2 separate regions of the Homo sapiens genome follow, and region 2 is linked to region 1. Evidence: read pairs that join two places in POLR2A ChIA-PET (ENCODE). Cell type or tissue: PC-3. All regions are shown on one strand. Links, peaks and the distances in the headings refer to the core of each region. The heading gives the core; the rest is flanking DNA. Region 1 overlaps PRDM4 (PR/SET domain 4). Region 2 has its middle 31 kb from the start of NUAK1.

Region 1 (4,394 bases), core at 149-4,148:
TAGAGAAGAGTACCTTAAGTGGAATTTCTTGTGCAAGAGGGTATTAACATTTTTGAGGCTCCTAATATATATGCTTCACAAAGAAGTTTTAGCAGTTTACATTCCCTCTGGCAGTTTAGTAAGTATCATTTCACCATATCCTCCCAAGCACAAGTGTTAATTTTTTTTTGTTTTAATAAAACAGGTACAATTGTGACTTGTATTAAATAGTTTGTGTTATGATAGTTTAATTATATTAAATTATATTTAATTAAGTTTTATTTTTCACATGGAAGATCTGTTTTTAAATCATTTTACCTTTTAATAATTAGGAGAGCAAATTTTACACCTTAGGACTCAGGAATTGCAACCATATGTATATTAAAAGCAGTGTTTTCGTTAGTGATTCCCAGTTAGCTTCAAAGGAACATAGTTAACTTTTTTAGGATTTTCGAGTTTTACAGGAAAAACTCAATTACGGTATATGTATGTTGCTATTTATAAAATAGTGTGTATCGATTAAATTAAAGAAGCAGGAGATTATTTGAACTTAGTTATGTTTGTAAGGAAATAGCGTCTAGTGCTTGGAATTCTTTAATAATGTACTAAAAGTCTCTGATATCTCATCTTTTCCTTTTCTCAGGCATTTTATCTTATTTAGCTGACAGACCACCTCCACAGTACATCCACCCTAACTCTATAAATGTTGATGGTAATACAGCATTATCTATCACCAATAACCCTTCAGCACTAGATCCCTATCAGTCCAATGGAAATGTTGGATTAGAACCAGGCATTGTTTCAATAGACTCTCGCTCTGTGAACACACATGGTGCCCAAAGTCTTCATCCCAGTGATGGCCATGAGGTGGCCTTGGACACAGCAATCACTATGGAGAACGTTTCTAGGGTTACCAGCCCAATTTCGACAGATGGAATGGCAGAGGAGCTTACGATGGACGGTGTTGCAGGCGAGCATTCCCAAATCCCAAATGGCTCCAGAAGTCATGAACCTCTGTCTGTGGATTCTGTGAGCAACAACCTTGCAGCAGACGCTGTAGGACATGGTGGTGTGATACCCATGCATGGGAATGGCCTGGAGCTCCCTGTGGTCATGGAGACAGACCACATTGCAAGTCGGGTCAATGGCATGTCTGACAGTGCCCTCAGTGACTCCATTCACACTGTGGCCATGAGCACCAACTCTGTAAGCGTGGCACTCTCTACCTCACACAACCTTGCCTCCCTAGAATCTGTTTCCCTCCATGAAGTTGGCCTCAGCCTAGAACCTGTGGCTGTCTCCTCCATCACCCAGGAGGTTGCTATGGGGACAGGTCATGTAGATGTATCTTCAGACAGTCTTTCTTTTGTATCACCTTCACTGCAAATGGAAGACTCCAATTCAAACAAGGAGAACATGGCAACCTTGTTTACAATTTGTGAGTGTGTTTAGCCTTTCTTTTTTGGAAATATTTGTAAAAAGGGCCACCATCCCTAACAAGTTAAGTCGTAAAGTTTGGCATTAAGGGAGTATAGAAAGCAACTAGACCTTGGAACTTTTCTTTGCCTTGGTATTGTCCTTTATATTAATGTGGTGCCTTTTCTTCAAGTAAGCCAAATGATATACATACATTTAGTTGGTTCTTAGAGCATCCTCCTGAAGAAATGAAATGTGAAGTAGTCATTTTTGTATTTTGCAGATAAGCTTAGCACATGCGGTAGTGTGTGCCTGTAGTCCCAGCTATTCTGGAGGCAGAGGCAGGAGGTTGCTTGAGCCCAGGAGTTTCAGGCTATAGTGTTCTGTGATCCCACCTGTGAATAGTCCCAGCTATTCTGGAGGCTGAGGAAGAGGGTTGCTTGAGCCCGGGAGTTTCAGGCTATAGTATGCTGCGATCACACCTGTGAATAGTACTGCACTCCGGCCTGGGCAACAAAGTGAGACCCTGTCTCTAAAAAACAATCATAGTGATAATACAATATTTTTTTAAAAAAGGTAAGTTTAGCCCAGTAATAGTTAAGGTATTTCCCAAGGTTTCACAAATAGAGAGTTATAGGGGTAAATTCTAGTAAAGCTGTTTGTGACATGCCTTGTGAAAATTATTCAGTCACTTTTATAACCCCATGGAAAAATGTAGGTGGATATAAACCAATTTTTTTCTTTGCTCAGAGTGCATATAAATTATTATTCTTGGGCGTGTAAAAGTTTTTCTTATTGGGCAACAACAACAAAAAACAATATAAAAACAGTTGATTTACTGGTGTCACTGTGTTTCATTCATGCAGGAAACATGTTGAGTGCTTATTTTAATTTATTGATAGGGTTTCTCTGTCGCCCAGGCTAGGGTGCAGTGGTGCGATCACGGCTCACTGTAGCCTCGACCTCCTGGGCTCAAGTGATCCTCCCACTTTAGCCTCCCGAGCAACTGGGACCCCAAGTGTGTACCACCACACCTGGCTAATTTTTAAATTTTTTGTAGAGATGGGGGTCTCACTGTGTTGCCTTGGCTGGTCTTGAACTCGACTCAAGCAATCTTCCTGCTTCAGCCTCCCAGAGTGCTAGGATTACAGGTGTGAGCCATCATGCTGGGCTTTTTAGTGCTTACTATGTGGCAGCCTCTGCTAGATGCTAGGGATAGAACGATCTACCAAGAGACAGTATGTGTACATACCTTTAAGGAGCTTACAGTCTGGTAGGAAGCATAGGAGACTGTTACAATATAGGATAATAATAAGTGTGACGATGGGGTGAAGTGCATTGGTACTAAAGTAGCCTGAAGGGGAGCAACTAGCCAGGCCATGGAAGGGTCGGGGAAGATTTAACCAAGGGAAGTAACATACATGTTAGCACAGACCTTAAGGACAAGAAAGATGTGGGCAGTTGAGAGTCAGGAAGACAGGAGCTGGCACCTGTAAGTGCCTAGAACCAAAAGAATCATGAGTGTTTCAGAATTGCTGAAGCATAAAATGAGGGTGAAGAGAGGGGTCATGTGGTGAGAGGAGAAGTAGGAGCCAGAACACAAAGGCTCTTTTAAGACCGGTCAAGAGTTTTAGGGAGTGAGGGTTGGGGTAGGGCTTTGCTGCAATGTGAGAATAAATTTGTTAAGAGGCAAGGAGGTGTGGAAGATATCATAATTTATGGGAAAGGTGATGATTCTCACCAATCTAGAGTAGAGGTAATTAGGATGCAGAAGAGTGGAGGACATTTGCAGAGAACCCAGTTGAGCTTATCGATTGGATAAAGTTGGAGGAGGGAAGCATTAAGGAGAAAACCCTGGTTTCTGGCTTCTGAAACTAGGTAGATAGAAACTAGGTAAGTAGAGAAGGCCATGTGTTGGCTCACACCTGTAATCCCAGCACTTTGGGAGGCTGAGGCAGAAAGATCATTTGAGACCAGGAGTTCAAGATCAGCCTGGGCAGCATAGTGAAACCCTGTCTCAGGAAAAAAAAAAAAAAAAAAGCAAACAGAAACTAAGTAGGTAGGGTAGTAGTGAAAGGCAGAGGAGGATATGATTTTGATTTTTATTATTTTGGGAGGAGTGACGATGAGTCAAGTTTTAGACATGTTGATTTCAGTGTCTGTAAGACACCCAGTAGAGATGTCTAATGAAAAGTTGTGTGTGGACCTGAGAGAGATCTGTCTGGAAATATTTAAGAATCATCAACATTAAGATGTTATTTGTGGCTGTAGAAGTGGAATGAAATCATCTAGTAAGAGTGTGGACTGAGAAGAGGGCTAGGGATATCAAGATATAGCAGAAGAGGAGCTTCCAAATAGACTCAACGGGAGCATCAAAAATAGGAGGAAGCCCAGAACCATTCTGTGCCACAAAATCCAGCCCATGGAGAGACTAGTTTTAACCTTTTAAAGTCTCAAATTTAGAGTTTTAAAATGTTTTAATCGAAGAATGTAATGAATATAAGGCTAATTTAGCAGAAGGTAGGAGGTGGCCTAAATAAGCTTATTGATTTTTTTCTTAAGAGGGCAAATGGAACCTCTTCTAAGTGTGTGTGGTTTATAATGAGATATAATTTATGTATACATTTTAAACGTGCAATTTAGTGGTTTTTTTGGTGTATTTACAAGGCTGTGCAACCACCACCACTGTCTCCTTCCAAAACATTTTAGTCACCCGGTAAAGAAACTTCATAACCATTAGTCACTTCCCATTCCCTCCTTCCGCGTATTCTCAGCAACCACTAATCTACTTTCTGTCTCTATGGATTTGCCTTTTCCAGATATTTCATATAAATGGAATCATGCGATACTTGGCCTTCTGGATCTAGTTTCTTTCTCTTCGCATAATACTGTTCTGTCTCATCCATGTTGTAGCATGTATTTGTACTTCATTTCTTTTTAGAGCTGAATAATCTGTAATATGGATATACCACATTTTGTTTATCCATTTATCAGTTGAT
Region 2 (4,394 bases), core at 81-4,080, 1.6 Mb after region 1:
CATTAGGAATATTTTTATTAAATTCAGAGAAAGCATTAACTACAAATAAATACGTGACGTTTTCTAAAAGGCCACTTTGTGATAAAGTACATATAGTGTTCATGGTTTCTTTAAAGTGCTAGATTGTCTCTGGCTTGAGAATCATCTATTGTTTTCCAAGGTCTTTCAACACAACTCCAGCGCTGTTGTCAGGTAACACTGGCAAAGGTGTAAATGTGGGCCAAACATCTGAGATGGGTTTCAAAAGAAGATGCTGGGGCCCACCAGGTCCAAGTCCAGCTGGGTTAATAAGAGGTACAGCTGCCGAGCGAGGAGCCAAAACCGAATTTACCTCTCGTCTTCTACCTGACCTGGATTCTGCTGTATCTTTAAAACTTTCTGGTGCATTTGTGTCTAGTTTTCTCCTTCCTGGTGATTCTAGAGGTTTCATATCATGAACAGAAAGCTTTGGTGGTGGAACAGATGAATGAGATTCTGTTTCTAGAAATTTAACAAAACATTCTGAAAAAGAACTATTAAGCACAGATTGCTGATTTGGTCTCAAAGGTGTGTTGGGAACACTTTTTGATCCTCTTCCAAGCCACCCAGTCATCCACCTGGTAACACTGCCCTGATTGTCATGAAACAGCTGCTCCATCTCCTCCCTTCTGACCCCCAGGATGCTGCCCATCAACCGTAACACTTCGTGACGCTGATTTTTTGGCATGTGGAAATGACTGATGAAGAGGTTTCTCATTAGGACTTTGTCCACTTTTCCTTCTAGGCTGTTTGCTAAGTTCACCAATTTCTTTTGTACATCATCCAGCATTTCTTGTTGGAACTCATTTTGTTTTTTAAGTTCTTCAATTTGTTCTTCTTTTAGATCTAACTGTTCTGTAAGTCTTGATGCTGAATCCAATGCAGCATCTGCTTCATCCAAACGTTCCTGTAATGATATCACTTTTCTTTCCAAACTTTCTGCCTTTTTCTTCCATTCAGCTATAAGCTGTTTTTGCTTTTGTAGTTCAGCAGAATACATAGATTTTTCCTCTTTTTGGAAATGCTGTAGTACCATCTGCAGGTTGGCCAGTGACAGAGCATACTGCTTTACTTGTTGCTGAGAGGCAGAAAGCAGCGCAGTTTCATCCCTTTGCTTGGAGACTACATTCAATTGTTCTTGCAATGACTCTACCTGCACACTGGCTTGATGACTTGCATTTTCCATTGCATTAGAGGATGAAACTAGCTTTTCCTCCAATACTGTGACTTTCTTTCTTAGTTTAGCCTCTCTATGTTCTGAGGCCAAAGCTTCACTGGTATAAGAACCTTCTGATTCTAAAAGATGATTACGCAGTCTCTCTAGCTTCTGGTTTGACTGAAATTCTTAGTCACGTAAACATTGAACCTCTCTCTGTAGGGCAGTGTTTTCCATTTGTTTTTGTTTCAGGGCCAACATGACTTGGTCTCTCCTGTTGAAATACAACTGTCTTCTCCTGCACTGATTTAACTGCATTTAAAAGCTGTTTCTTTTCCACATTTAGCTGTTCTTGTTCTCTCCTCAAAATATCTCTACCATTTTCTGCAGAAGATAATTTTTTATTTATATCTTTTATTTTATCCTCAAGTTCCTCAATTTTTTTGGTAGACTCCACTTTTTCTGTTTGTAGAAGTTGAATAGTTTTTTTGCATCTCATAGACTTTAGAGTGATCAATTTCTGTAACTCCAGAGCTACCTTATTGTAACAGATTTTTGAGTTCTTCAGTTCGTTCTTCATAGTCACTTAATTCTTCTCGATGTCGTTGACTTATTTCTGTTGATGTGCATTGTGCAGTACTGATATTTCATGTTGATGGTCATCAATTTCCTGACTTTGGTTCTGTTTCAGTTCCTTAATGATATTTTGTAGTTTGCATGTTTTACTTTGGGCAGAGCTATGTGTTCCTCATGCTTTCAAAGTCTAAGCAATATGCCTCCAATAGCCAACTTCAGACTCAAGCCTTGAAACTTCATTTAAGAGTCGGTTTATTTCTTGTTGGGACAAAATTGTGTCCTCAAAGTCCATGTCATCATCATGGAAAGCTGAAGAATGATGACTAATCACATAAATGAATGAAGCTGCAGTGGTTGCTGGTACATCGCCAGCTGCTGAAGGTACTGACTGAGCAGCTGACCGCAGTTTCAGCAACTGATCCTGGAGGCAATCTGTCTGGCTTTAAGATGTCTGATTTCTACCTCTTTTTGTTGAAGTTGATTTCAACTTCAACAAAAAGCATTGTAGAATGCTTTTTAAACGTTAAAAAGCATTAATAAACAGCATTGTAGAATGCTGGTTTATTTGAAGCTCTGATGCTTCATATTTCACTTCTAGATCTGTACAAAGTTTCTTAAGCCTTTCATTCTCTGATCTCAAGATTGAATGAATGGCTTCAATTTCCTTTGTCCTGGAATCAGGTAATTCTGCTTCCACTTCCTCTGAGCCCTCCATCAGCATAACCTTTGTAAAGTTTGAAATCTGGCCAGTGAGGGAAGCCAGGCTGCCCCCGACTTGACCCAGAGACTGGCCCCATCTGGAGCCGAGGCTCCCAAGCCAGGACGACATCACGGCGACTTTAGTGAACTACCTGGTCCACTTGGAAAAAAAAGGTTTAGTGCCGTCGGATGATCCGACCAAATATCCTTGAATGCCTGCCTTCACGAGACTAGTCCAAAACACTCAGGATTCGATAACATAAGGCGGGGTTCCCAGGCAACGCCTGCTCCTAGTTCTGCTTAGAAACGCAGAGGCCTAGCCTGGGACTTTACCAGGTGCCCGCCTCTAGTGACATAGTCACCCATGCAGGGCTTCTGTTCATTCCCATGAATTCCCGTCGTCCAGATTGGGTCACTTCTTCATCTGCTCTAGTGAGTTTCTCCAGTTCCATGGGCAACTCCTGCCAACTTGACACCGCTCCCATGACACCTGCCAACAATTCTGCCAACAATTCTTTCTTTTTTTTTTTTAACTTTAAGTTCTGGGATACATGTGCAGAACGTGCAGGTTTATTACATAGGTTTACATGTGCCATGGTGGTTTGCTGCACCCGTCAACTTGTCATCTACGTGTTCAGCCCAGCATACATTAGGTATTTGTCCTAATGTTCTCCCTCCCCTTCCCCCAACTCCCCCACAGGCCCCGGTGTGTGACGTTCCCCTCCCTGTGTCCATGTGTTCTCATTGTTCAACTCCCACTTATGAGTGAGGACATGTGGTGTTTGGTTTTCTGTTCCTGTGTTAGTTTGCTGAGAATGGTGGTTTCCAGCTTCAGTCATGTCCCTGCAAAGGACATGAACTAATCCTTTTTTATGGCTGCATAGTATTCCATGGTGTATATATGCCACATTTTCTTTATCTAGTCTATCATTGATGGGCATTTGGGTTGGTTCCAAGTCTTTGCTATTGTGAATAGTGCCACAATAAACATACATGTTGATGTGTCTTTATAGTGAAATGATTTATAATCCTTTGGGTATATACCCAGTAATGGGATTACTGGGTCAAATGGTATTTCTGCTTCTAGATCCTTGAGGAATCACCACACTGTCCTCCACAATGATTGAACTCATTTACACTCCCACCAACAGTGTAAAAGCGTTCCTATTTCTCCACACCCTCTCTAGCATCTGTTGTTTCCTGACTTTTTGATGATCACCATTCTCACGAGCGTGAGATGGTATCTCATTGTGGTTTTGACTTGCATTTATCTAATGACCAGTGATGATGAGCTTTTTTTCATACGTTTGTTGGCCACATAAATGTCTTCTTTTGAGAAGTGTTTGTTCATATCCTTTGTCCACTTTTTGATGGGGTTGTATTTTTCTTGTAAATTTGTTTAAGTTCCTTGTAGATTCTGGATATTAGACCTTTGTCAGATGGATAGATGGCAAAAATTTTCTCCCATTCTGTAGGTTGCCTGTTCACTCTGATGATAGTTTCTCTTGCTGTGCAGAAACTCATTAGTTTGATTAGATCTCACTTGTCGATTTTGGCTTTTGTTGCAATTGCTTTTGGTATTTCAGTCACGAAGTCTTTGCCCGTGCCTATGTCCTGAATGGTATTGCCCAGGTTTTCTTCTAGGGTTTTTATGGTTTTAGGTTTTAAGTTTCAGTCTTTAATTCATCTTGAGTTATTTTTTGTAAAAGGTGTAAGGAAGAGGTTCAGTTTCTGTTTTCTGCATATGGCTAGCCAGTTTTCCCAGCACCATTTATTAAATAGGGAATCCTTTCCCCATTGCTTGTTTTTGTCAGGTTTGTCAAAGATCATATGGTTGTAGATGTATGGTGTTATTTCTGAGGCCTCTCTTCTGTTCCATTGGTCTATGTATCTGTTTTGGTAGCAGTACCATGCTGTTTTGGTTACTGTAGCCTTGTAGTATAGT

Evidence for each region. ChIA-PET counts read pairs that join two places held together with the same protein. Peaks named below come from ENCODE experiments on the same cell type or tissue, not always from the same donor. Only the 100,000 strongest peaks of a DNase experiment are listed, where the experiment ranks them.
Region 2: POLR2A ChIA-PET joins it to region 1 with 5 read pairs; 1 of 35 experiments calls an interaction of 5 or more read pairs at or near these places.

Annotation. Positions count from the first base shown.
Region 1 is chr12:107,748,438-107,752,831 of GRCh38, reverse strand. It overlaps PRDM4 (PR/SET domain 4), which reads left to right. Exons shown (of 12, transcript NM_012406.4): 5 at 623-1,417. All of the region lies in intron 3 of PRDM4-AS1 (PRDM4 antisense RNA 1), which reads right to left. Among named protein-coding and RNA genes, the nearest start is that of PRDM4, 11 kb to the left of the region's middle. In PC-3, for the core only: no CTCF peak of the experiment used is centred there; a DNase peak (open chromatin) is centred at 4,131; H3K4me3 peaks cover 1,082 bases; H3K27ac peaks cover 1,558 bases.
Region 2 is chr12:106,168,189-106,172,582 of GRCh38, reverse strand. It overlaps the pseudogene LOC341378. Among named protein-coding and RNA genes, the nearest start is that of NUAK1, 31 kb to the right of the region's middle. In PC-3, for the core only: no CTCF peak of the experiment used is centred there; a DNase peak (open chromatin) is centred at 2,112; H3K27me3 peaks cover 1,357 bases.